Regions from separate parts of the Mus musculus genome. Here all the other regions are linked to region 4. Evidence: chromatin loops called from intact Hi-C (ENCODE). Cell type or tissue: left cerebral cortex. All regions are shown on one strand.

Region 1 (4,000 bases), 180 kb before region 4:
TAAAGAACACAAGATGGCAGCGGTCATCTTCATGCCAAAGAGAAAGACCTCAGAAGAAACCAGGCCGTTTGACATTTTGGTCCTGAGGTGGACTACCTACCAACTTTCAGAAAATACACTTCTGTGCCCAAACCACATGGTCTATCGTCTTTCTTCATGGAAGAAATAGCAAACACATGTAATGTGTCTCAAACCTTTTCTCCCTTTCTTCCTTAGTCTGCCTGAGCCCCTGCACAGTCCTCCCTTGACACCTGTCACTCATGTCTCTGTCCTCCCCACTTCCATAGAGCATTAGCGCATGCGTGCAGACTTGTTCTGTTTCTCTCATTAATGTAAGGAGTCGAGTGCCTCAGCCAGGGGTCACATGGAATGCACATCAGTTTATAAATATTGATACTGGCAGGGCACAAATAGCTCCTGGCCATTTATAAGAAATATATGTGTTTCTGGCATATTCTCTATAATCTTTCCTTAAATAAGCTCAGAATTTCTACAATAGTTGACAGCAAATGTGCCACTTTCGTGCCACGTACTAGAGAGTAGGGAACTGTTTCTAAGGATTGTAAGTGCATCTGAGATTTAATTACTTATATAATTTTATGTATTTTTATACATTTATGCCTTTAATCAAAGATTTGAAATTTGAAAGAACTGTAAGAACTCAGCGAACACAGAAAACTGCCAAGGAGCCAAGTAAGGGGAGATCAACTAGACTGCTAATTAAGTTAATATGCGTTCAGTGCTGGGAATGTGCCGAGTCCAGGCTATGCACAGTGTTAGTGGGAGATTTAATTATTGCTTTGAGAGAAAAGTAGAACTCTCCAAAGCACAAAGATTCTTGGAAAATATTGAACATAGATAGTAAAAGCTGGAAATGAGAAGAATCAAACTTTGGAAACTGCTTTGATAAAAATGTCAAGTGAAATAGAAAATAAAACTCTAACATGTGGAAAACAAGTTAGAAATGAAGGTTTGAAATGTGAGTCATAACAGGAGATGTTCACAGTGAGTAACACAGACCCTACAGTGCTCAGCAGCATATACACGCACACACACACAAACTGCACACTTGTGCACGAAGGAGGGAAAGGGGAGGGGGGAAAAGGGGGAAGGGGAGGGGAGGGGGAGATGGAGGAGGAGAGGGAGGGGGAGGGAAGGAGGGAGCACGATCACCTCTCCGCACATGCACACACATAGATGCATAGGCATAAGTATGCACACATACAAGTGGTTATTACAAAGGTCACATATGCCCAAATCTTATGGTTTGTTTTTTTTTTTTTAATGCATCCTAATTTACCTGTTTCTCCCTCAGCAGAAAATGAGATTCCTAGAGAGAAAGCTTGTCTCACTTGTCACTTGCTCTGGTATTCTCTGGGTGTACTGCTTTGATACCAAGTGGCTGCTCAGTGAACAGGTGACAAATGCGACAATAAAAAGATCAACAGGGGATGATGGCTGCAGTCACAAATAAACAGGAAAGTGGGCAGGACCTCACTGGGATGCTCCCAGTGGCTGCCACATGTATAGCTGCATCTGAACTGTCCACTCCCTTGTGTCTCCTGATTGTGGCTTCCATCTGACCTCTAAAATGAATAGTTGGCGCGTGTGTGTCACACAACATACTGTACGAACGCACCTGTCAGTGTATTGACATTGAACTTAAAACATGCCTGAAGTGGTAGGCAAAGCCAGAGCTATTTTATCTCCTTGTACAATTAAGGAATCTCAAATTCAGAGAGATGGCTTCTTGCTCAAGGTCACGCACAGTGTACATTAGGCAGATTTGGGACCTAGTCCCAAATTATCTCTATCAGGCATACTTTCATGTCACCATTGGCTTCGGAACAGAGGAGATTACAAATATATGCGAGTCATAAAAGCCTTGCCCTGGAGCAAACAGGTGAATGTGGGTCATTCAGTTTCATATCAAAATATCCAAGACGCTTGGCTGCAGAAGAACCTTTGGCCCAGTCAAAGCTTGAAAACTAAGAACAAGGATGCCAAGGCCAGGAGGAAGATAAGCTCAAGGGAGCAAGCAGTCAGTGGTGAATTCCTCTGACCACTACTTCTTGTTCTACTGAGGCCCTTAACAGCTTTGGGTAATTTCCATGCGCACTGGGTCTAGTCATCTACTTTACTGAGCCAACACATTAGCCTCATCTGGAAATACCTTTGTTTCAGTTTGAATGTGAACTGTCCTTCATAGGCTCCTGTGTCAGAATACTTAGCCCCCATTTGGAAGTGCTGTTTGGAAAAAATGCAGCATGTTGCCTCCCTATGGGCCAGAATGTTGCCCACTGTGGGAGAAAATGGGTCACTGGGCACAGGCCCTGAGGTTTTATAGCTCAGCCCCATTTTCTCTTAGCTTTCTGCTTCTCAATTGCATACGTCATGTGATCTGAAGCCTTCTGTTCCTGCTTCAGTGCCACCTTAGCCATGAAAGGCGAGATCACCTTTTAGCTGTAAACCAAAATAAGCCGTCTTCTTTAAGTTGCTTCTTGTCAGATAGTTGATCATAGCAATGAAAAAAAATCAACGAATGCATGTAACCTTTAAGGACCTACAGAGGGGTGTTTAACCTAGGCACCTAGGCCAGCCGAGTTCAAACGAAGATTATCTCACAGGATGTGGGAGTGTTTATGTTCCCTCAAAAGTTATATGCTGGACATAAACTATAAAGAAAAAAAGAAAAAGAAGATTGATATGTTGAAATTTTAATCTCCTAAGGCAAAGTCATTTGAAAGCTGTTACATCACAAGAGTGAAGGACACATGAATAGGTTCAGTGCCTTCATAGAAGAAGATCAGAGAGATGCCTGACCCTCAACCCAGCAAGGAGACAACAAAAGATGGGCACCTGTAAATAGGAAGCCTACATTTAGTTGACACCTAAGCTGGCCACGCCTGGATCTTAGGGTTCTCTGCATGCACCACTGTTGTTGGTAAGCATCCACTAAGAAACATTAATGCAAAGGGCACTTTTCACACTGACTGCTCCCCCTGCATGACTCTGTTTGGGGCAGTTTCCCTCACTGCCATGCCCTGGTACTAATAAGCTTGTAGTTACGTCTCTGGAGTTTGGAGGCCTTCATATCTACAGTTATCTTCAGGCTTACATATTTTAACCACCACTACCCTCTTCTATGGTGAGGATGCCCATTCACTAATAATAGGTGCAGAAATTTCAGCTAACCAGAGCTTATGATCCATAAAACACAGCTAGCAAAGGCAAATATGTCTCAGCTCTCATATTTAAGGGCGCAGGAAAAGGGGGCTCCAGTCACTTCTTCCTTAGAAACCTTCACTGGTTCCTTGCTACTCCACACATACAACCTTCTGAACACTGCCCCGGGAAGTGCTTGCCCAGAACACACCCAGCATAGAGCTCTCACTGCTTTAAGGCAATGGGGGCAGGAACTAGGATACTGAGCTTCACATAAAGTTAAATAGTCTATTTTCAACTCCTATACTTCCTTCTAAATATTTAGCATACTACATTTGGTGTTTAATGTCACTTTTTTCAGAGGATTATCATGCTGAAAGACAGTGTTTCTGTAAGTTCCCCTTCTTAGGAAAATGATCCCCCTGAAGCAGCCTTTTGGTTTGGTTATATTTTTTAAACTGTTGATGAGATTCAGAAAGAGAGGTTTTCATTCTGGGCTGAACTGACTAAAACCATGGGAGCTGTAAGTTCTCCTCTGGCACCCTCCCCCCTAACCTCTGAGTTCTCTGTCTCCTCCAGTCCAGCAGCCCTGGCTTGTTCTCTTCATCACCCCAGCCCCTCTACACTAGATAATATTTATGCTTACCCTGTAGATTCCTCTTCCTGGATGCCATGTTTTCACCCTTCACATATACCTTGAAGATGCAGAATTTGTACCTCTCTCTGCTTTTCAAGGCAGAGCTGATCCTTTCTCCCCTGGATGCTGACCAATCTGCACTGTCACATTACCATGAGACCTTGGCTCCACAGGGGCCCCATGACTCTTTTCTTTAAG
Region 2 (4,000 bases), 280 kb after region 4:
CACTCAAGTCTTTCAGAGGTCACGTGATTCCATCATCATCCCCAGAGGCTGGGCCTGGAGCTTCAAACTTTAACATTTGACCAAATGAATTTTATCCTTGCTTTGGCCTGATGTTTTCTTGCTACGCTCCAATTCTTCCTTTTGTGAGTGGGAAAATGTATTCTTACAATTGTGTATTAGAAGTAAGTAGTCCTCTATTTTAGTGTTCTAGGGTTCCTAGTTAAGAGATTGCTTTGAATCTCCGACGAGATATTGGACTTTTGAACAAGTCTATGCCTGTTTAAAGACTGGGGATTCTCAAAGTCAGAATGCATGTATTTCCCACCATGAGATGGCCAAGGCCATAGTGGACAGAGGGTGACGTGTTGTGCTTTAGAAGTGAAATGTCTCCCACAGTTCAGTTTCTGGACACTTACTTGGCCACCTGCTGTTTGGGGGTGTGTTGTGGAACCTTTACGGTGGAGCCTTACTAGAGGAAGTGTGTCACTTGGGATGGACCTTAAGGTTTGTAAGTCCCCACTTCCTGTTCACTATCTGCTTCCTGACTACAGGCATGTGTAGTGTAATGTGGTGCAGTGTAATGTGGTGCAGTGTAATGTGGTGCAGTGTAATGTGGTGCAGTGTAATGTGTAATGTGGTGCAGTGTAATGTGGTGCAGTGTAATGTGGTGCAGTGTAATGTGGTGCAGTGTAATGATGTGTTGTGTAATGTGGTGCAGTGTAATGTGGTGTAGTGTAATGTGGTGCAGTGTAATGTGGTGCAGTGTAATGTGGTGTAGTGTAATGTGGTGCAGTGTAATGTGGTGCAGTGTAATGTGGTGTAGTGTAATGTGGTGCAGTGTAATGTGGTGCAGTGTAATGTGGTGCAGTGTAATGTGGTACAGTGTAATGTGGTGCAGTGTAATGTGGTGTAGTGTAATGTGGTGCAGTGTAATGTGCTGTAGTGTAATGTGGTGCAGTGTAATGTGGTGTAGTGTAATGTGGTGCAGTGTAATGTGGTGTTGTGTAGCATGAGGAACTGCCTCCAGTTTCTGCTCTGTCTTCCCTATCAGAGCGAATGCTGCCTCCTCAAATTGTAAGGCAGAACAAGTCAGGACATTAAGAAAAATAATATACTTGATCACCACTCTTAAATTTGCTTCCCTTTCATCTTTCAACCTCCTGCCCTCCATTTCCTCATGGCTTATCCTGTCAGCCCTCCTCTGGATCATCCTCTTGCCATGTGGCCCTTTTGTAACACCTTCTGGGCTCATTGAAATCTATTCTTCAACTATCAAGCACCAGACATCTCCTTACTAGACAGTCACCACATGGAACTAGGCTCTGAGATCAAATCTGTAGATGTTCTAGTCTGCAGTATAAAATTAAACTGTAGTCCATGTAACCTATGCAAATTCTGTCATGTTATTTATAATATATAATACCATGAGAATGTTGTAGAAATAGATGTTACAATGCATTGTTTCAGGACTAAGACAAAAAAAAAATCTATACTGTTGGAGATGGATTTTGGTCCTGTTAGTTGAACCCATTGGTGTGGAAGTCCTGTTGTGCTTTCCTTTTGCACTTTGGGACAAATCCCAAAGCACTTGAGGTGGTGTGCAGAGTGCTGGGGCCCTGGCACCTGTCTGCCTCCAGTCTCAGCTTAATCCTGAACTTCACTGTTAAGTCCACTCCCCGCCCCCAGCCACCCACCCCCTGCTGATCATTTATTTTAATATCTTACCCACTAACTAATGTGAACATTTAGCTCTTTGCTCCCATGACTCCATGCCCAGCAAAGAGAGGCTGAGAATAACTAAAAATAGTGCCACTTGGTCCATTTTCTCTAGAAAGACCCAGTGTGGGGTGTCTGAAAGCCAATCATCACAATGATGGCCCCCATCTCCTCTCTGTGTGTTCTGCCACCTCAAGGCCTGAGATGCCTCCTCCTTTTAGCCTCTGTCAGCTTCCTGGGCTGAAACTTCCTTGACCTTGGCACCAACCAAAAATAACTGAGCCCAGTTTCTAGGAGGCACCAAGTGCCTTCTGGCCTCGTATAGCACGTGCAATTGGAAATCTACATCTCCAGAGAAATGAACTATTCAAGAGATGAAAACATCTTTTCGATTTAGAATAGGCGACAGAGAAGCCCTGAACTCTGCATCCTCATGATACCCTATACTTTGTGTCATCGACCTCCACTGGAAGCAGGAAAAGCTATGAAAAGAGAAAGCAGGCTTGACGGTGAAAATGGCTGGGCAGGCGCTGGCGGCAAGAAAAATCCACATGCTGTAATTATAGATTTTTTGTTTGTTTTAAATCCTGGTGCTCAATCTGTGAGCTCAGTTTAATAATAAAATACTAGAATTATGCATGCAAGTGCAAATTTGGTATCATGTCAGTCAAGCCCAAACACTATTTACGGGATGGAATCATTACAGTGCATTAATATAATGAAGAGGCAGTGTGGCCCGGTTCTGTACGATCTTCAAGCATTACCGCAAGATGCTTGTTGGAGCCCTCCTCAGGAGTTTGAGTTTGAGCCATCTTTATATCACATGGGCTTTGTTGTTGAAAGAACACAGTTCTTATCCTGCTTTTACCAATGTATGTAGCAACTGCTGCTGCTGACTTCAAGGAGGACAGGAGAGAGGAATAGCTGAAGCTGGGTATCCATTACTGAAGCCAAGGCCCTCCATCCACTCCTGTATGCAGCATCCTGCTCCTGCCAAGCTCATGCCTCATTGGCACTGCATTGGCTCTGTGTGCTGCTGCTACAAAAAAATGAGGAGCTCACTGAAAGCATAGGCTCTTGTTTGTCTCTGACTTAGGTGGCAGTATAGCATAGTGACTCATTTAATGTCATTAGTTTTGTTTGTTTTGCTTTTGAGATAAAGTATTACTAGGTAGCCCAAGCTGGCCTGGAACTTCCTATGTGTCCAGGCTTGCTTCAGGCTCAGTCCTCTGGCCTCACTGTAACGTTTGACCTCGGTGATAAACTTGGTAGGCTCTCGAATCACCTTGGAAACAAGCCTTGAGGATGTTTGTAAGGGGTTGTCTAGATGGAGTTGCTGGGTGGCCTAGTGAGGTAGGAGGGACCATCTTCACTGTAGATGGGATTGTGCCATGACTAGGGGTCCTAGACTAAATGAAAAGGAGCAAGGGATCTGGGCGCAAGCATTCAGCATTTTCTGCCTCCTGACTGAACTGCAGTGGGACCAGCTGGACTCCCCTCTTATGGCACACTTTCTTCATTATGAAAGCATGTGTTCCCTAGAACTGTAAGCCAGAACAAACCCTTCCTTCTTTCCTTAAATTGCTTTCTGTCTGCTGTTTCACCCTAGTCCTAGGCTCAGAAATGTGCACTGTGGTGAAGGTCTTGCCATTGCAATTTTAAGCAAAATATCTCAAACCATACAACCAAGAATCAACTCTAGCCATATTACATAGCATCTTGGTGTTTTTATGCTGCTAATTCGCTTTTCTGTACCTCTGTTTCCTTCTCTGTAAGCTATGTTAATTTGATAGTACCAATGCTTAGCTTGTAGAGTATGGACTAAGTAAATAGAGCCCTAGAAATGCTCCTGGCTCAGAGGAAGTGCCCCATGGATGCTTCCTGCAGTCCTTCTCTCTGCCCCACCCCCTCGCCCCCAGTCCCTAGGATCGTATTGTGTTAAGATACTGTGACTAAGCAGTGTGTGAAATGCGCAGAAGCAGCAACAAGCAGCACAGCTCTGATCCAACAGTACACATTGCTCATCTGAACCCATAGTTTTCTTTTTATGACAGTGGCTGTGCCAAAATCCAGGCCTCTCCTTTGTTGGAAGTTGAGCCTGCTCAGAGACGATTGGACCTGGTTCAGAATAGCTATCGAGAGAGACAAAGAGGTTTGCACATCAAGGACCAAAGTCAAGCCTTTGCGAATGTGCAAAACCGAGAATTGATGCAGAAGTCATTATTAACTCACACATTTAACAGGATGTTTGCCTTTCAACAAAGGGTGACTAATTAATGTAGCA
Region 3 (4,000 bases), 260 kb before region 4:
GGTGACAAATGTTTTCTGGGAGCTTCCTTGCCCTGGCTGATCTTCAGCCTTCATTTCAACATGGCTGGAGCAGAAAAACAGGCAGAGTTGGAGACAAAATAAAAATCAGACCTGAAAATCACTGTTTCTCCCTGACTATGGAATACTATTTGCTGAAGGAGATTGAAACCCATGGTGGTGCCTGCTTCACTCCCTGCCATTTTAGCGAACTTTTAGAGGCTGGCAATCAGAGAAGCAAATCAGCAGTCTTCCCAGATGAACTCTGGGACAGCAGAGGCAGAAGGAGCAATGGGCCTGCCCCCTGCACGCTGTAGCCACAGCCAGCTAATTGGGGACACCACATATCTGCAAGCAGGAACAGGGCTGAAAATGAGGAAGTAAGGGACAAGGACTCAGGGCAAATCAACTGCTTTTGTGAGAAGAACCTCTCCTTCCTGACCTTCTGCCTGTCCAAGTGTGTGAGAGAGGCTTTGTACTGACTGGGTCAGGAGACGAGGCCTCTGCTGGCTTCCCAGCCCAGGGCATCCTTCTTGAAGGAGAAAGTTGTTTCTCTGGATTGGAAGCAGTCACAGAGGTTGCTAAGCATAAACAGATGCCATACTCTGGAGAAGCAACCACGCTGTTACATGTCAGGAAACTGCAGATGACCACTCACTACCAAAAATACAGGTCTAGCCGGTACTTTTGCTAAATGACAGAAAAAATGTCCTAAGAGATTGGTTCTCAACCTGTGGGTCCTAACCCCTTTGGGGTCAAATGACCCTTTCACAGGAATCACCTAAGACTAAAAGAAAATATAGATATCTATATTATGATTCATAACGTTAGCAACATTACTGTTACAAGTAAACAACAAAAATAATTTTTATGTCTGGGCATGGTGGCACATGCCTTTAATCTCAGAACTTGGGAGGCTGATGCAGGCAGATCTCTGTGAATTTGAGGCCAGCCTGGTCTACAATGCCAGAAGCTTGGCTAAGACTGTGATGTCTATGATCAGTGCCAAAATCTCATCTAGAACACCGTGGAGAAGCATTGATGGCTTCTGTAGATTGCAGACAGTTGAGCACAATAGTATATTCAAAATCTTTGGGATGCATTTCTCTTTGATCCTTTGGCATAGGAAGTTAGTTGTTAGTGTTTTTTTCATCCGAGCAGGAGAGAGGATGGCATTAGTCAATGGTTGAGTTGGGCTGAGTACCTTAGATGGAGCCTTTTACTGTGCTCCATCACTTTCTAGATGCCCAGTACTCACACACGAGTGCTCAAGCTTCTTGCTAGAAGGGAGGGTATCAAAGATGCTGCACACTGTATCCCACTGGGAGGGTGATATACTCACCAAGATCCTTCTTACCTCTTACACAGGGATGAACAGTTGGCTCTTTGTTCTCATTCCTTCCTAACCAATAGACACTTTGTAGTGAAAACACCACATGGAGACGTTTGAAGCCCAGTCATGAGGAGATCTGTTTACTGTGTCCTTAAGCCTTTAAGGACATGGAGAGGGTACTAGACACATGTGTGATACATATGTGCTAGTCATGAGTCACTGGAAGAAGCTTGGAAGCCCCCCTCTCTTTGGAATTATGTTTTATTCATAGAAAGAAGCTAGAGTGTATACTTACTTTTAGCATGCTTAGCCTAAGTACCTTTCTGTGCATGATAGTGTGGTTATGCCTTGCTTTGACATTGTGCTGGCTTTTTACCTTTCATTAACTTTCTTGTGTGCCCACATTCTGCCTCTGGCTTTATCCCTTGCCAGCTGTGTTGGTACAGAACACAGTGCACAAGCACTCTGCTATTTCCTGATTTGCTAGAAGTAGAAATTAACCTAACTGTTTCATAGGGCTCTGGTGAGAAGTCAATGGACTAGTGTTGCTGAAACACTAGGAAGCTATTTTCTGCATGCCAAGTGATAATTATACTATAGTGTTTGGTTCTTTTTATTTGACCCACCTTTTCCTTTGAAACCCAATTCAGGGTTGGATGCAGTTTGCTTCTCTGTCCATTAGAAGGCGTTATGTTCAAAGATATTGCCCTACTACCTCCAGACAGTGGTATTTGTGGTAGGTGTATTCTCCTGTGGTAAGACTCCGGAAAATTACTGGACTATTTTACTGCCTTCCTGAAAACCCCTTCTGTTTTAAACACCATAGGGCACAACTGTCCACCTGTGACTTGGTAGAAAGAGACCGAGTAGAAAGAGAGGGTGGCTCCAGGTCAGAAGTACAGAGCTGTGGGGGTTTTGAGCAGGTGAAAAGTTGACTGGAAAATTGTACCATCAATATGAGCAGACAGGCTAATGAAGGCCTGCAATCTGAAGGTGCCTATCTGTCTTACTCCTCTGCCTTCACAGGAGACAGCATATGCTAATCAGGATGCCCCTAGACTAGACCAGGGCAAGCTGTGGAGGAGGCTACATTTAAATTTGGTGGGAATTTTCTCAACTTTGATCAAATGATGTCCTTTCAGCCTTTCAAATCTCTATGGACAAAGCACAAAGGCTAGGTACAAAGAGAACTTAAATGGAATTGGTCAGATCATGAAAGAAAAAGAAAGAAAGAGAACTTGAATAATATAGTTAAAGTAAGTGTAAGCATATGTTGAAGTATCACAGTGAAACCTCTCTTTTTATAGAATTAATATATGCCATTCAAAATAAATAGTACATGCTGGGCATGGTGGTACACACCTGTAATTCTAGCACTCAGGAGGCGGGTGGATCTTTCTCTCTGAGTTCAAAGCCAGCATAGTCTATATAGTAAGTTCCAGGGAATCCAGGGGAATGTAGTGTGAACAAAACATATATTTTGTTCATAAAGAATAATACTTGACTATTGAGAACCTCCAGAGAGGACACCTCTGACTTTTTCTCTAGATCAGGGCAATAAAGTCAACAAGAGATAATTCAATTCCCCCTGGCTACTCTCTATCTCTATGCTCTTTTCCATCCCATATTCTCAGAGCACGAGAGTGCTCACCTGTGCATCTGTGTAGTGGACCACACACATGTGACTGCTTTGAGAACTGGAGGGATTCTGGGTAACAGAGCTGACAGTGACTGCAGAGCTAGCGCGTTCAGTCAGTGTCATTCCGCAAGTCCTCTTAGTTTGGGCTCATTTGTTACGAGTCGAGGCAATCAGCTGAGATGTGTCATTCTTTTTCCATTCTGAGACGTCTGAAGACTATGACCCTAACTTGAGGGATCATCAAAGCTTTTTTGAACCAAGGGAAACCTCAGAGAAGCTTTTAGATCCAAATCCTGCATTTTACAGTGGAAAAGGGAATTCAAGTCAAAGAGGCGTTTGTCCTAGGTCATGTGGAATGGTGACAGTTCTGATGGCCTTCACATCCATCTTACATTTAAGCATAGAGAAAAGAGCCTTGTAGTGTACTCCCCTACCTCTAGCGCCCTATCCTATTAGACCCTGGGAATGGCCTCCCTCATTAGCTCATCAGGATTCGTGAAGAAGTCACATGAGAATATGGAGGAGGTTTTGTTATGGCCTCAACTCACCTCGCTCTTGCTTATGATTACCCCTACGTCATCCCTGCCCCCCTTCTCTGAGGTTTTAAAACAGTTTTATGTACATGGATGTTTGCCTATATCCTGGCTAGTTTTATGTCAACTTGACACAAGCTAGAGTCATTTGGGAAGGGACACTTCTAAATTGGGAAAAGAAAAAAAAAAAAAACCGCTCAGTGATTTATGTAGGAAGAAGGTGTGGACAGTGCCACCCCTGAGCAGTGGTCCTGGGAGCTGTAAAAGACCAGGCTGAGTGAGGCATGAGTATCAAGTCGGTAAGCAGCACCCCTCCATGGTTTCTACTCAGTTCCTGCTCTATGTTCCTGCCTTGACTTCTCCTCACATTAAACTGTGATCTGCTTGGGACTTGTGATATGAAATAAACCCTTTACTCCCCACATTGCTTTTAGTCATGGTGGTTTTTGTTTTTGTTTTTGTTCTCACAGCAACAGAAATCCTGACTAGGAAGCCTCC
Region 4 (4,000 bases):
CCAATTTGTGTTACTTATGCTATGTCTCTGTCATAAATGGACAGAGCTTTTAACATAGACCTTGATGGACAGAAGAAACCCCGCCAAAATGTGGCGAATCAAAATGAACTACTTGGACGTATTTTGGGAAGAGAACCAATGTCTACTGGGTTGTGCTTCTGCCTGCTACCCCATTTAGGGCTCATTGCAATCTCGTGAGTGAAGTGTTTACCACCAGAGAAGCACAGAGAGATGGCCTGCCAGAGGCAAAGAAGGCCAACAGATTTCCAAGTCCATATTGTAAAGGTTGTATGAGAAATACCTCAAACTACTCAGAATGGATTAAGTAATATATACAGCCTCTGCTATTCTTATTATCTTGCTGCTTCTCAGATTACATGATGAAAGCACATTTATTGATTTTTTTCTTTATGCCATACTTAATACAAATCACATTGGTATTTTCAAAATAACAGCAGTAAAGCCCCACACCTTATCTTTCAGATGAGCTATTTCTTGACATTTAGCTGAGTGGCAAAATATCCCTTTAAATTTGGTTCAGTTTAACCAGGAAGGCCCTGAGGCCCATAGTGGGCAGCTTGTGCCTATACATCATACTTTCTTCCAGGCTGGAGATAGGAACAGCTGTGTCTTGTTGCCCCCATTGGATTTCATGGGAATTTGCCCAGTTTCCACGGTAGACTTTGTCCAACACTGACTAGAGATAGTTTTACGTTCTTATACATTGTATGGCTTGGCAAACTGAGTTTGCCAGTTCCCTCTGGTGTCTGTAGTGGCAAAGTCAGGTGAAGACAGGAGGCAGGAGACAGCTACAGGTCAGACCTCAGACATGAACTCTTAAAAGGCATGTATGTGGATGTTTCAAAGCTGTCCCTAAATCGGGGAAGTTTAGATTTTGTTGTGGTAGAGTCTGTAAAAAGTCAGATTTACTCGAGCTTACCTAAGGTCTGGCATTTACTAGCCTGTAGAAATGACTAACACTCAACTATACTCTCACTTATTTCCTCTGCGAGGTCTAAAATTTCTCTTTTCTTGGTATTGAGTTCAGACTCCAGGGACTTCTCTTTGTAAACAATGGAAGTAAAAATGTTTTCTTGATCACAGCTGAGTCGTTCCAGCCAATCTCAACTTCACACTGGGTGTAGAACCTGGTGCCCAACTCCTCCCACTTTCCAGAACTTTTGTAAAAGTTGGAGAGAAATCCGGTGGAGGTTCCCTGGTCCCACCTTTAGACTGACAGCCACCCAGAGGTAGACAGAAACCATCAAGAATGGAACCTCTCTGCCAAGTTGTGGGAAATTTCTTCCGATCAGCCCTTCTCAGTAGATTTCATCCTGCCTATGACCTCAGGACTTTTTTTTTTTCTTGTCTCTATGTAAATTGCTATCTTTTCAGAGGTGCCTGACAGCCAAGTTTTGCAGGGCCTCCATTTGTACAGAGCTGTTATTATGGGATAAGTGTAATGGCTCGTGAATTTTGTGGAGGAAGGGAGGGTCTCCAGATGACTTTGTACAAACCAGCCACGGACCTACTGACTCCACAAGCAGTGCATTAGGCTAAATATTTTTAGCCCATTGACTCTAGAGGTAATAACCCTAAATGCATCATTAAATTTTCATGGGTGAATAACAGAAGCTACAAGAAAAAATCCCCCTCCCCAAGAAAAGCCCCCAAAACAAGCCACCGCTTTAGCTTTATTATCGCTCAGCTGGAGGGCAGGAGTGTGACCCCTCAAAAGAAGAGTAAACTTAAAGCAAGTATTTGGTTCTCTTCCTTTGCTCTCAGGCACCAGGCTCCCAGAGACAGGCAGTAGGTGATTTTCACACTCCCCCTTCCCACCAAGCTTTCAAGCCTCTGGAGACATGCGTGCCACACTGGCGTTGACAAAGCCGAATCCAATCTCAAGGTGGAAGAATTTCCGACTAATCCAATTATTTTTTGCCACTCGGTGTTCCTGAGATCTTTTTGTAAGGTAGGACCCGAAGAGCCTTCTTCAGCACAACAGGTTCTAATTTACAGGAGGGTCTACTGCCCTGCATTCTAAGAATGGAGTAGGGAAAACAAGTTAACTGGGGCCTGCGTGCCCTCAGGGGCACAGGAGGCTGCCTAGAGCGGATTGAAATAGTGACAAGTGCGGAACAACTTTGCCTGGGAAGCGGCAATAAAAGGCGGGCTGGAGCCGGCCTGGGCGGCTGGGAGAGGACGCCCCCTTCTGCCAAGGGGCTCGGGGCAAGAAGCTCGCGCGGCCTCCGCTTGGCTCTGCGCCCGTCTACTTGTGAGCATAGAGGCTTGGCTAAAAGCAGGCGCTGGAGAATCAGCAGAGTCCTAGAGGGGGCTGCAGCGGCTGCCTAGGAGCGTGGCGGGCTCCCAGCGCAACCCCCAACCCCACCCCCTGCGACGAACCGCAGGGCGGGGACCCCAAGCTCTTCGCTCCGATCGGTCTCTACTCCCGGGATGGGGGGCGAGCGAGGGGGCTGGAGGAGCGCGACCGCGAGCCGCGGCGCCCCCGCTCGCCTGCTCGTTGGCTCTTCCCCTTCGTCGGCGCCGCGGCGACTCCGCTGAGCTGTCGCTCGGAACGCGTTCCGGCGGCGAACAGAGCGCCCTGGCGGGAGAGGGAGCCGGCGAGGAAGGGCTTGGGACGCTCAGTGGCAGGTGAGCGGCGGGGCTGGCGCGGGGCGGGGGCCGCGGGAGGAGGCGGGTCTGCGCACCGCACGGGGGCTGGTCTCCTCCCCCTGCTCTGACGCGCGCCCGTCGCTTCCCGGGGAGGATGGACCCAGCTCGGCGCTCACCCGGGCTTCCCCGGGCTGGAGAGCGCGTTTGAGTGCGGCCGCCCGCAGGGCATGGAGAGCCGTGTCCCGGGCGGCTGCGGCAGCCAAGGAGGATGCTCCGGGGGAGCCGAGGTGAGAGGCGCGGCGGGGGGCACGCGGGGGACCCCGAGTTGAGCGGGCGCAGGTGGCCCGCGGGGACACCCGGCTTCCGCGAGCCCGGGTAGCTCGGCTGGGGCCCGCGAGCCCGGGTACGGAGGAAGGCTTTCGGGGCGCTTCTCTAGGGAGTTTGGCGCGAGGTGCCGTGCACTAGCGAGTGCCGCAGTTTTCTATCATCTCCCACCACTTGCTTGGGAAGCTACCCTGCGTCTCCTTTCCGGTTGGTCCCCACTTCCTTCGTCCTACTTCTGAACACTCGGGATCCTCTCTTTAGGCTTGCCTACCCGAGACCCCCTGTGTTCTCCTGCGGCTCTAGCCACCCAAGGCTGCCTTCTCCCACTCTAGAACCTGCGGAGTTCTCCCTAAGCTTCCTCCCTGTCTTGCTGGTGCTACCCGCGGGTCGGACCTCTTCCCCACTCCGCGGAACCTGCACTTCCCTACATCACAGCAGCGCTTTGGCTCTGCCTCGACCACTCCATTAACTGGACCCATCCCAATCAAGCCAACCCTTTCCGCAGACACCGGCGCTGGACCGAAACCTTTCTTCGGGTCCTGCGACCAGGTGTTCCCCGTCGCGCTCCCTCCACTATTCAGTCCTCAGGCCCTTGGTCACCCGCCACTCCCCTCGCATCCGGCCCTCTTCTACCATAACTCTGTACCCTACTCTCTCGAACGCAAGATAAGGATTTTTCATGCTGGGGAAACTTTGATTCTTTATGGTTAGTCTTGTAAAGGAGCCCTACGATTCAGTCCAAGCCACCAAAGGAGCCTGGAGTCAGGGAGTCCTGATTTAGGGGTAGTTTTGTGTTAAGGCTCCCGGAAGGTACTTGGTGATTCTACAAAGTGTATTTCCACACCCTGCTGGTCACTGCTTCTGCTGTCTGCATCCCGCAGAGTATGCTTGTGACCCCTGGTGGGAGGGTGAGTCTTTACTGCACTTTTAAAGGCGCTTTTTCTTTCTTTCTCTATTTCTTTTGGGGTTGGTGTTAGTGGACTCGGCGGGGTGGGCAGAGAAAGCTGCTTTGCAAACTGGTGCGGCTAGGCTGCCACACGGTCTAGTAGTCCACCCTGCACGC
Region 5 (4,000 bases), 530 kb after region 4:
CTAGAACTTCACAACTAGAACGTGCCAGCACCACCCTGGCCACGGTTCCCTGTAGCTCAGCCTTCCGGAGCACAGAGAAGGCCTAAGGAAGGCAGGAAGGCGGGGGAGGAAGTTGAGAACAAGCTGCTGAGGTGAATATGATGTCAGAGGATGGAACATGGTCACATAGCAATCACATGGACAACTAAGAGCCAGAAGAGTGGTGCGGTCAGCCCACTCTGTGACATGTGTGCTGCTCCTGCCTACTCAGTAAAACATGTGCTGCTCCTGTGTGGAACCTCATAGCAAACCTTGCGTGATGGCCTTCCTGTCCACCTAGCCCCCTTTCCTTCATTCTGGACCGCTGCCTTGACACCCTTGACCTCTGGACATTTGCAACATGTCTGCCAACCACGCCTAGCGCTTCTTACCTCCAAGTTCCTTTGATTCTAGCTTGTTTAGTCTATCTGGGCCTCTGTGACAGAATGCCACAGACTAGACGACTTACCGAAGAAAACCTTTCTTCCCCACCATTCTAGAGACCAAGCAATCAAGGCACAGGTAGGCATGGGTCTGAGCAGAAATCACTTTCTACGTCACAGCCAGCTGGCTTCTTGCTGTTGTCATGGGGGACAGGAGGTGGACATCAGTTGGATCCAGGATGGCTCTGACCTTATCAAAGGTCTCCTTCCAAACACAAGCACACTGAGGATTAGGCCCAATATAAGGATTCGAGGTGGACAGACATTGAGGTTGGTCTAGCGGCTCATCTTCCTCGGTCCATGTGGTCTGCTTCCCACAAGGCCAAGGGAAGTACCTCCTGCTAGTCCATGCGGCTGGGTGAGAGATCGCTGTAGGCTCTCGTTCCCACTGTCTTGACCTTTCTTCACCATTCATCTAAATTCTAACACCTCTAACAGCAGGCCTCCTTTAGAGCCAAGGGATTTAGGAGTTGAGCCTCATGCCCAGATGGGTCCACCGTCACCCACCCATTTAGGACTTCAAAGCAAAGTCTGAGTGCCTAAACCACAGACTCAGAATCTGTGAAAATACAGAGGTCCAACGTATTTGTAACTGTATTTAGGAAAATGCAAGTCCTTTTCCAGGAAGACAGTGGGTATTTGTTGACTACCTGTGATGGCCACACAAAAACATACACAGACACGGATACACACAGACACAGATACACACACAGACACACACACACACAGACACACACAGATATACACAAACACACACACACAGATACACACAGACACGGATACACACAGACACACACAGACACAGATACACACACACACAGAGAGACACACACACACACACAGACACAGATACACACACACACAGATATACACACACACACAGATACACACACACACACACACCACTTAGCTCATCTCATATTTATGCCCAATCTGTGAGAGAGCTGCTATGAGCAGCCTGAAGATCATTTGCCCAAAATCTCAGTTTCATTGCCGCAGAAAGGCAAGGTTCCAATTCTTTTTGCAGTGCTTCCCTTACTGCATGGCTTTGCAGCAGACCTTATGCCGGGGATTTCCTTGTAGAACTGTCCTCTTGTCCTTGATTCTGGGCCCCTAACTTGACCCCTAGGGTCCTGGGAGTCTGTTACATGTCTGCAATCCACCCTTCCCCCAGGCTTCATGCTTCAAATCTCTCTGTTCCTCAGAGGCTGCTTGCACCCTGTGTCCAGAAAATGCCACAGACGGTGTTTTGTCCACGGCGCCCTGTTACATCATTACCTCTACCTAGCAAGGGCACAGCTTGTCCAAGTGACTGGAGAGAGGACAGGGGAACTTTGAAGACAATGGTGCCTTACGTTATAGCAAGCACTCTCCTAAGCATCTGATTTGGGTTTTAAAGACACATTTACACAGGAGAACAGTCTTTTGGTTCGGTTGCCTCCAATTTTCTGTCATCTGAATCATAGCCAAGGAATAAATTGAATCTTTTTCTAACATAGAATATATTACTCTTGAAATAGTAGGAAATGTTGATAATTGCCTTTTATTGGACTCACAAATAATTTATAAGTTGGTCCGATTTAAAAAAAAAAAAAAGTATTATAGTCTTATTTCTTTGGTTTCTTCCTTGAGGCAAGTATCAGCCTCTAAAAATAGAACCCGTGTAGAGATGGGCCTAGCGCTCCCCCTGGTGGTCACTATTTAGGATTGCAGGCTCCATAAATGGACCTGAAGCTGTAGGCTACATTTGAATAATTCCTTTTCCCCTAAGTACACAGAAAGATTTGATTTATTCTTCCCAGCCATGTCTGCATTACAGAGTACTTCTCCTTAGAAAGTCTATCTGCTTTGAGCGTAAGTAAATGATCTATTCCTCATATACATTATCAGGCTGAACGTCTCGGAGGTAGTAAGAGCTTTCCTGGTTCTATCAAATGTCAGGAAAGCTGGGAGTTTCTTCTTTGCTTTAGAAAATACGGAGGAGTGAAATGCAAGCTGGCTGTCAGAGAATCACAGGGACAAGATATTGAAGGGATGACTCGTGACTGTGTGCGCGGAGAGAGTGCAGTGGAGAGATGGACGGGAGTCTCAGAACCGTGGGTCAGAGGCAGGATCCTGGGACGCCCTCCACTGCAATAGCAGATACACACACTGCCTTTCTCTGGAGAGACTGTGATGCCCTGCCTTCCTTGCAGGTAACTAGAGACCCAAGTAGCAGTTCCAGACAGTGGGCTGAAAAGCTAGCTGCGGCACTTCCTGGCCTAACCCTCAAGCACCTGGTGACGGCTCCCACTGTCTCTGTGTTCACACAAATGCCAACGGAATATTCCAAGATATCACAGGAGCAAAGTGGAGTCATCTCTTGTTTGAAAAGTATTTCTTTTCATTTTTTGAGATTATGTTACAATTGATATCATTCTCTCCACATCTTCGTCCCTCCAAACCCTCCCCTATACCCTTCCTTGCTCTCTTTCAAATTCACAGTATCTTTTTTTTATTAATTATCATCTTCTACAAGCAGACACAAATATACATACATATACACGTTTATATATTTATATGAATGTACATATACATATACATAAATGCATAAATGCAGTCTGTAAATGCTTCTTGTATATATGTTTTCAGGGCTGGCCATTTGGAATTGCATGACCAATCCATGTGTTCTTCCCTGGGGAAGACAGTTTCTTCCTCTCTCAGCACTGCTTAGTTGCCTCTGGTTCTTCCTTTCAGGCTGAGGCCTCTCTCTTCCTCCTGTCCACTTTGCCATGCCTACTGTTGTCCTTTCTCAGCTCGTGCTTAGGCAACTGTGTTGCTGAGACTTCGTGGCTGTGGTTTCTGATATTCCTGGAAGACACAATATCACAGCAAACTCCCTATCCCCCTGGCTCTTCTAGTCTTTTGGTTCCCTCTTCCTCAGTGATCTCTGAGCCTTGGGTGTGGGAGTTATGTCATAGATGTATTCATTGGGACTAGGTCCCACAACAGTATGCTTTGATTGGTTGTGGTTTTCTGTAATGTTCTCTATTTATTGAAAGAGAAGTTTCCTTGATGAGAGATGAAAGCTACACTCATCTGTGAATAGAAGGACCAACATTATAACGTAGTTAAGAATTATGCTAGTTTAGTAAAATAGCAGTTAAAGGCTTTCCTCCAAGATCCATGACTTCACTAGCCCTGGGTAGTTGGTTAGGTTTTTAGTACTGTACACAATTTCCTTCTTGTTGAATACATCTTAAGTCCAATTAGAGTGTTCCTGGTGACCACCTAGTTACGCATTACCACTACCACACTCTTAGAGACAGCAAACCATGGTGGTGGTTGCTGTGGTTCATAAATGTCATAGCTGGGTAAGACTGTTGGTTTACTCCATCCTTAGAAGCTTGCATGGCAGCTTCCGGTGCCAGGAAAGTTAGTCCTCAGGGAGGACTAACTCAGCTCAAGACTCTTTCAGCACTAGGTCTGAAATGCATGGTGGTTTTAGCAATAGAGACTTACTATCTTCCACCTCTGGGGGTGCAATGAAGAGCAGTAGC
Region 6 (4,000 bases), 680 kb before region 4:
TGTGATATTTTTATACATGCACAGGCTACATAATGTTCAAATCAACAGCAGAATAAATCTCTCTCTCTGAAACATTTACTATTTTTTTACAGTAAAGCCATTCAAAATCCTTTCTTGAAGCTTTTTGATATAATACAGTACACTGTCATCAACTACGGGACTCCAACATGCAGTGGCCCTAGAACTTCCTCCTTTCTAACAGTAACAACACTCAAGATTGACTCCCCATCCCATGGTTAGCTTTAATTGTCATTTTAAATGTGAGGAAAGCCAACCAAGTTTACAGCCTAATCTGACTATTTTCAAGGCCAGACGTTTCGCTGTAAAAGATTCATATTCTCCCAGGAAAAAGTTTATTCCAGTGGTTGAGGATGGAATGTGTGAGAGTTTATGTACGTGATGGAAGGCATTTGTAGATGTTCATAAAATATAGATTAGACATGAAGATGTGAGAAGGAAGAAATGAGGTGGTACCAATCCTGTGGCGTCACTGAACCCATGTTACTGAACAGGAGCAGTCAAGGGCTGCTGAACAATTTAGAGAAATGAGAAAAATGGGCAAGAGACACAGTGTCCACGACCAAGGCTGTGCATACATCCATGTGCACATGTTTGCTTTCTATGCTTACAGTGATGAGGTGCTAAGAACTGAGCTTAAACAGAGATATTTACTGCCTTGCAGTGCTGGCATCTCAAAGTAGGATCAACGTGTCTACAGGGTTGGCTTCTGAGGGTCATGAGGGAGGCCCTCTTATAAGCCTCCCTTTAGTTACCTGTGTGTCATTGCTTGTGGCAGCATGTCTCCCAATCTTCACATGGTAAAAGTCCCTGTGTTCAAATTGCCTTCTCTAAGAAGGGTACCAGTCCTACTGGATTAGGACTTAGCGTGTGGCTTCAGTTTGACTTGATTACTCATGTTTCCTAATAGCAATGCTTTGATGGAGTGCAGCTTTGGACTTTAGAGGAGGAAGTGAGGATACGGTTCATCCCACAAACAAGGTGTGTGTGTGTGTGTGTGTGTGTGTGTGTGTGTGTGTGTGTGTGAGTATATGTATGTGCATGTTCATAGGTTTGTGTTTCTACTTGTAAGAGACAGAGATGAGGTAGACTTAGTTTCGGGAAGGATGGGAGTTAGTGGCTACTTCCAATAGCTTTCCAAAGTGGGAAGTGTTCGGAAAGGACAGAAGGGCTATTTCTTTAATTGGTAGGTGAGCCCTGGTATTCTGGGAAACAACTGCTTTTAGAATGCCCAAAGGATAGAGACTGTGTTGCCAGGGTTTATGGCTCCCTCAATCTGTGCTTCTGTTTCTAAACTCTGTCTGCACCTGATGTAGCCACGGATTTTCACAAAGCCCCTGGGAAGTGGACTTGTTTGTTTGTACCCATTTCACAGATTTAAAAGTAGATACTCAACCATTCTCCCTTTATACAGTGGATTTGGGACTCTTATAAAAGTTCTGATATTTTGTGGTGTGTGTCTGCCCTTCATTTCTGGAGTGAGTATAGGCTGTTTTGTGGCATGGCTGTCATTTTCAGTTTGCTTATGTGGGAATGGTTGTATGTACTTTCCAGGGCCACTGAAATAGAGGAATTAATAAAAGCAGAAATGCACCTCATGGGTCAGTTTTCTTCTTCAGAGTCTCCTTACAGCTAAAGTGCACCAGGCCTGGTAGCAAGGACAGCTGTTGCTAAGGGAACATATGACTCTGCCCCACCTGCCCCACAAACATGTGACTATTAAGTCAGTTATATTGTCACATCCGACTAGCTTTGCTTTTCAATCACCTCATCCTGCACTGGTATTCAACAAAATCTAATGTGGCCTTGAGTAGCCTAGAACCCATTCTATAGCCAATGCTTAGGCTGGGCTCCGGATCCCCTTGCTTCCAGCTCTCAGATGCTGGGGTTTCAGGCATCTGCCACCATGCCTAGTTTCAATAAGACTTTTCCCTTGCACAGGAACACAGAAAGCAGCTGACAGACACCTTTCAAGTGCAGAGGGCTCAGAGCCACCTACCTGGGCTACTGTACTACTTCCCTTCCAGGCATATGACTCAGGCTGATTACTGCTATCTTTGCCCCTCAGTTCCCTCTGTGAATTAGGGTGACTGACAACAACTCTAACATCACTTGTTTCTTTTGTCAGAGCAGTCCCTGTTGCCTGTCTTCCATATTGGATTTGAAGAGACATATTTGAGACTCGTTTTTATACCACCTTCAGCAAAGCTTGTCCTACTTATAAACTCTTTTGTTAGATACTCTACCATCTGGTTCTTACATATATTCTAGTAAAGTCAGGTTTACTTCACTCAAGTAAGGAAGTGTCTGTATTAAACAGCCTTGTGTAAGGCAGTGGGATGCTAAATGTCAGGGTAGGATGCTATAGAAGTACCAGTTCTCAAGTCCCAGAGCTGGAATGCTAAGGACTGGGCTGAGGCCTTCCTGGTAAGTGCAGGCTCTGTCTGGAGGGGGCGACTGCTACACAGCTCTTGCAGAAATCCTTGCAGCAAGTGAAATGCTGGCCTGGTATAGTTAGGCCTTGTTATTTCACGGGAAGCCAGAAATTCGCCATTCTTTCAGAAGTGCTTGCATTTTTAACTTGGTGGGGTTTATTTTGTTTTGTTTGGTCCTGGTGTAGAACATGTAACCACATGGTGGATTTCACTGAGCCACTGCCTACCAGAATACACCAGGGAACAGAATGCTATGATTTGGTATTGGCTTGGGGATGACCCAGGGCAGAGATTGAAATGTTTTTCTAATTTATTTTCTCTACAGTAGTGAGGGCCATATTGATCTTCCTGGCGCAATAGTGAATAGTGAAATATACATATACATACATATATACATATATCTTATCATAAGAGAACTTTAATTTTTAAAAGGCAAAGATTTGAATAGCTGTTCTACCGAAAGAAGAATACAGGTAGTAAACACATAAAAAGAGCTATGACATCACTTATGATTAGGGAAATGCAAGTTAAAACTGCACTGCAGTTCACTCCACAATGCATATGTACATGTTGGAAAGGATAGGAAGAAACTGGAGTTTACAACATATATAATTCTTTCAACTATTTTAATGAAAGCATAAGATTGTATAAACAGTTTGGAAAACCAGTTTCTTACAAACTTAAATATAAGTTTATCAGTAGCCCAGCAAGTTTGCTTATAAGTATCTATCATCTATCTATCTATCTATCTATCTATCTATCTATCTATCTATCTATCTATCTATCTATCTATCCGTCCATCAGAGGCTTCCGTGAAGATGTGAGAGATATTATATAAAGAATCATAGTAACTAGACAGAGTTCAGATGATCATGTGTCAATGCAAAGATACACAAAATATAGTATTTTTGTCTCATCAAAGAGCAATCAACCTAGGAGAAGGCCGGACCATGGGTGAGCCTGAAAACTACTCTACTTAGTAAAGTGAAGCCCATGTGTAACATATCATACTATCGAGTTCTCCTTGTAAGAACATCCAGAAAAGCAACTCTGCAGAGGCAGTAAGCAACAAAGTGAGTGGCTGGCACTGGGCATGGAGACTGGATTGACCTAGGTGTCATAAGAGATCTGCTTTGATCTAAAGCTATCCTCATCAACAGTCACAGCATAATTGCATGGCGCTATGAATTTACTAAAGAGCTTGGAATTACATTTAAATCTGCGAATTGGATACTATGTGGACTATGCTTTGGTAAGGGTTAAAACAAAGCAAGTCAAGCCTTGCATACAACAAGTACTGAGTAAATTCAATGTTTTAGCTTCTTCCACAAAGCAGAGTGAAGGGAAATTGCATTACAGCAAAAGAATCAAGCCCTGGGGGGCTGGAGAGATGGCTCAGTGGTTAAGAGCTCTGACTGCTCTTCCAGAAGTCCTGAGTTCAATTCCCAGCAATCACATGGTGGCTCACAACTATCTGTAATGGAATATGATGTCCTCTTCTGGTGTGTGTGAAGACAACTATAGTGTATTCATATAAACATAATAAA
Region 7 (4,000 bases), 660 kb before region 4:
ATGTGCGTTTAATAAATATATCTCCAACATTTGTAGAGTCATTAATTAGCAATATAAAAATTATTTCAGGAGAGAACTGTTGTAATAGAGAGAGGTCATGGACTGAAAGGATACCAGCAATCATCACCCCCATGGTTTCTAAGTTCCTGCCACATTTGTTAGGGATCCCAACAATCAAAGATAACCTGCTCCAGGTGGCTAAGCTATCCCTCTGCAACTTGCCTTCCACCACAAGTCATTCTCTGTGCCAAGAACACCTTCAGTCCAAACTGTCTCCTTTTCTATCAAGTACCCACTAAGGAGGCATGATAACATTGGTGCCTGTGCCCTTTTGGGGGGATGTGGCTGGACCATGTCAAGCTCACAAAGGAGGAAGCTGCAGTGCCTTCTGGATGCACCAGGGCCTGCTGTCAATTGCTGTTTCCTCGTGCTGGCCTCAGCATGGCTTCTGAGAGCACAATGTACACAAAATTATAATGTTATCACGCAGGCTGGTGCCGAGCGAGGACAGCCGCTTAGGAAGACACACACTAGAGGCGGGAAGGCACAAAGGCCATTTTGAGTCCATAATAATGCATGCTTGTGTTCCTAGCAGAGGGGAGTTGGAATATAATTTCCATGAAGATCACATTATGGATTATGGCTTGAGAAAGCTTTGGCAAAGGACTGAGGGGAGTCTATTTTGCTTCCAGAGGGGGCATTTTGCTCTGTAGGGGTGGAGGGAAATGAGAGGAAAAAGAAGGCTGCCATTCTGTATTTTCTGACGTCTCTTTGGGTTGCTGTGGTGGTGATGTGTGCTGGCTTCCTGAGAGAATCTCAGTGTGACAGTGCTTCATTTGAACAGCGCAGACCCTGCTTGGCAGCCACAGCACACATCCGTCTGTCTCACCATCAGTTTTCAGATGTAGAGACAAAACTTCAAGGGAGATAAATGGCTGTGTTCACATAATACGTTACCCTATAACGTTTAGACTTCTCAGCTTAGCTGACTTTCCCCTCATCTATGCCCAGCATATCTCACTCTGGATTTCCATTTAATGTTTTCAGTCTAAACTCTTTCCATAGTGCACATGTGGCCCTTGGTTCATTAGATTTCTGAGCTCTGAACGTGAGAGCCTCACACACGTGTGCCTGCCTGTGTGCTGCCTCCTCTATGCCCATTGCTTTCTCTTTTACTCTTGCCTCTTGCAGAAAGACTTCTCTGGGCTCTCATGTCCCGGTTACCCTGTCTATATGACCTGAACCTACTATAGTTCTAGCATAGGGGCTGACATCATCCTATTGTCTGCCTTTCCAAATAGACCATGGTTCTGGGAGACGTGAATGTCCTGAGCTCTGTGACAAGTCTGCAAATGCATGGGGATGACATACATGGGGGAAATGTGGGGGACTACTACTCTTTAAGAACTCAGGTATGCTTAAACAATGTTCATATTGTAAGTGCCTAACAGTGATGTCACTTCACCTCAGCCCCCGCCCACTCTGAAACCACTTTTCCATTACCTTCAGTGACTCTTTCTTGGAGCACAGTGGCTTTGCCTACTTTGAGTCTCACTTTTCCCATGTGAAACATGGGAGAGGAGGTGCCAGGTGACAGGTGACAGGATTATGAATAACTGATTTTTTTTTTCTGAGACAGGGTTTCTCTGTGTAGCCCTGACTCACTTTGTAGACCAGGCTGGCCTAAAACTTAGAAATCTGCCTGCCTCTGCCTCCTGAGTGCTGGGATTAAAGGCATGTGCTACTGCTGCTTGGCTGAATGACTGAATAGTATAAGGCATAGATGGCAATAAAACCTTGGTGTGGCCACTACACAAAATGTTCTGAGATGTGACTGATGAATGGATGTCCTCTCGAAATGCCCTCGAGAGTGTGAGTTCAGAAGTGGAGTTCGGGAGCTTCTTGTCGTAGGGTCGTTGAGGAACCAGAGCCTGAGATTCTGTGCTGAGTACCTGCATGTGACAGGATCTTCTCTTGACACTCCTCTCAGGGGTCTCTTCCACTGCAGAGCCAGTCCTGCACCTGCCACTGCACCCTAACCTGTTGTAAGAACCTGGCCTGTGATGCTCCCAAGTTATTAGGTTACTGACAGGCACCTGCCAACCCACTCATCTGTGTTTAGCTTCCTGATGGGCAGCCGAAACACAGTTCCCTGATTCTGCTTCGTCCAGTGCTTCTTCTTAGGTTCTGCCAATAGGGGGTGCTAGAGGAAGACTGCATGGCTGAATGGAGGAAGGAGACACTTGCTCTGCTGATTAGCTTCCAGTAATAGCATAGAACAGGCCCCTAACTTCGGTGCTATTTATATTTGTAGTTCTGCCCTGTGACCTGTAGGATGTTTATAGAACCCCTGTTCCACACTCTCTAAACTCCAAAAGCAAACCCTTAGTTGTAAATGTTAATGCGCCCCTACACATTGTCAAATATCCTCCAGAGGGAAATATTGCCTCCAGCTACTGAACCGATGACCCAGGGTCGCTAAGTAGCTAGATTCACTTGGGAACCCTTGTCTGTGACAACAGTAACCTGCCATCCTCTTCTAGAACTCTTTCAGCTCTAGAGTTGGTATTTTTGAGTCAAGCAATGCTGACATGAACTGGCTGGCAGCTCTTCAGAGGTCTGCACCTGCCCACTGGGCCTCCTTAACTCACATACACCAACCCCAGATGCATGGTGTCCCTTCCCCAGTACTCACCTTGGACATCCGTGCTTTCATATCATATACCAATGGGGATCTTCTGACACAGCCCTGAGTTGTCTTTAGATGTGAGATGCTGTGTTGGGAATGCCTTAGCTTCTGCTTAGTCTTTCAGTTATGTAACTGATAATGTTATATTATTCTGCCTATGCACTGGTGTCTTGTAGAAGTCTAACATGTAGCACCCATTCTGTGGCTCTTTCTGGGTCTGCTAAGCAGGGACAGAAACTCTCCTTCAGAGTCACTCTCCTTTAGCCCAACCTACTTGGTACAGCTGTCACATGTATACTAGAACATCTGTTCCTCCTGCTCGATTGTAAGGTCGCACATACAAGAGCCATATAGCATTTAGTTTTGCATTTTTGACACAGTGGGAATAAGTGAGTGAGTGAATGAATGAACAGATGAGTGTGTGAATGGATGGATGAATGAACAAATGGATGAATGAATGAATGAAAAACTACATGACCCTTTTAAGTCTAATTGTGTAGTCTGATTTCCTTTTCTCCTTGCTGGGATTGCTGTCTCAGTGAAATGAGGGACTTTGAGAGCTGAGCCTACAGAGGCAGCTGGGATATAGAATTTAACTATGCTGAAGAAGTGGCAATGTGTAGAAGTTCTGCGGGCAAGTCCTGTGGTTCTAACATAAGGGATGGCATTGCAGATCTCCGCTGGGGGAGAAAAGAGTCCCTGACATGTTAGAAGAGAGACCAGGAGTGGAGCCACCCAGGAGGTGCTGTGCACTGTGAAACCTGACAGGAGGGGTGAACCCAGAGAGCAAGGCTCCCACGGTGCTGACAGTTCTATTCTGTAAGAAGCCGATTCTTTTTGTGGAGGAAGATGAATACGCCTTGCTATAGACAATGGATACCAAGGGGAGGTGAGAAGAGGGAAGAATGGGGGCTTAACAATCATCCACAGTTACAGGTTGAATGGTTCAGCTTCGTTTTCTGGCTAATTATCAGTGAGTTTTTCAGATTTTGATGCATTTTTTAAAGATGTGAAAGCTAATAAAGAAAGTGTCTATTTGCCTTTTAATCAGACTTGTGCATGAGAGCCAATATCAATGTGTAGAATTCAGCTGGGTTCTCTTGTAGTCGGGGAGTAAGAGTCCATTATAGTCCTTAAAAGAAAGAAGAGACAGCAGCCAGAGTGACCCGCTCTCCCCTTCTGTGAGATACAGATAATGATACCAACTCCCCTTTATGTTCCAAGGCTTTTTGGAAAATCAAATAAGATGAAGGGTGTGGACATACTTTGCAAGTCATTAAGTGCCTGTCAGACACATCTTCTTTCAGCAAA

Evidence for each region. Hi-C counts contacts between places; a loop is a spot of excess contacts. Peaks named below come from ENCODE experiments on the same cell type or tissue, not always from the same donor. Only the 100,000 strongest peaks of a DNase experiment are listed, where the experiment ranks them.
Region 1: a loop joins it to region 4, with 2.1 times the contacts of the local background. A loop is called at or near these places in 2 of 42 quality-filtered maps.
Region 2: it touches region 4 in a loop (2.3-fold over the local background); 2 of 42 quality-filtered maps call a loop at or near these places.
Region 3: it touches region 4 in a loop (2.3-fold over the local background); 2 of 42 quality-filtered maps call a loop at or near these places.
Region 5: a loop joins it to region 4, with 8 times the contacts of the local background. A loop is called at or near these places in 6 of 42 quality-filtered maps.
Region 6: a loop joins it to region 4, with 4 times the contacts of the local background. A loop is called at or near these places in 3 of 42 quality-filtered maps.
Region 7: it touches region 4 in a loop (4-fold over the local background); 3 of 42 quality-filtered maps call a loop at or near these places.

Annotation. Positions count from the first base shown.
Region 1 is chr4:104,185,788-104,189,787 of GRCm38, forward strand. All of the region lies in intron 3 of Dab1 (disabled 1), which reads left to right. Among named protein-coding and RNA genes, the nearest start is that of Gm36661, 160 kb to the left of the region's middle. In left cerebral cortex, no CTCF peak of the experiment used is centred here; no DNase peak of the experiment used is centred here.
Region 2 is chr4:104,648,120-104,652,119 of GRCm38, forward strand. All of the region lies in intron 7 of Dab1 (disabled 1), which reads left to right. Among named protein-coding and RNA genes, the nearest start is that of C8b, 120 kb to the right of the region's middle. In left cerebral cortex, no CTCF peak of the experiment used is centred here; DNase peaks (open chromatin) are centred at 2,422 and 3,819; H3K27ac peaks cover 1,243 bases.
Region 3 is chr4:104,107,609-104,111,608 of GRCm38, forward strand. The region is part of intron 2 of Dab1 (disabled 1); the gene reads left to right. Among named protein-coding and RNA genes, the nearest start is that of Gm36661, 82 kb to the left of the region's middle. In left cerebral cortex, a CTCF peak has its summit at 1,995; no DNase peak of the experiment used is centred here.
Region 4 is chr4:104,364,818-104,368,817 of GRCm38, forward strand. The region is part of intron 4 of Dab1 (disabled 1); the gene reads left to right. Among named protein-coding and RNA genes, the nearest start is that of Gm36661, 340 kb to the left of the region's middle. In left cerebral cortex, CTCF peaks have their summits at 2,223 (motif pointing left) and 3,826 (motif pointing left); DNase peaks (open chromatin) are centred at 1,884, 2,236, 2,715, 3,047 and 1 more place; H3K4me3 peaks cover 2,144 bases; H3K27ac peaks cover 2,283 bases.
Region 5 is chr4:104,892,046-104,896,045 of GRCm38, forward strand. It overlaps a transcript of Fyb2 not described here. Among named protein-coding and RNA genes, the nearest start is that of Gm40216, 4.0 kb to the left of the region's middle. In left cerebral cortex, a CTCF peak has its summit at 2,167 (motif pointing left); DNase peaks (open chromatin) are centred at 1,587, 2,161 and 2,450; H3K4me3 peaks cover 633 bases; H3K27ac peaks cover 1,421 bases.
Region 6 is chr4:103,689,469-103,693,468 of GRCm38, forward strand. All of the region lies in intron 1 of Dab1 (disabled 1), which reads left to right. Among named protein-coding and RNA genes, the nearest start is that of Dab1, 72 kb to the left of the region's middle. In left cerebral cortex, a CTCF peak has its summit at 2,473; a DNase peak (open chromatin) is centred at 2,433; H3K27ac peaks cover 217 bases.
Region 7 is chr4:103,700,136-103,704,135 of GRCm38, forward strand. The region is part of intron 1 of Dab1 (disabled 1); the gene reads left to right. Among named protein-coding and RNA genes, the nearest start is that of Dab1, 83 kb to the left of the region's middle. In left cerebral cortex, a CTCF peak has its summit at 2,198 (motif pointing right); DNase peaks (open chromatin) are centred at 2,209 and 2,951.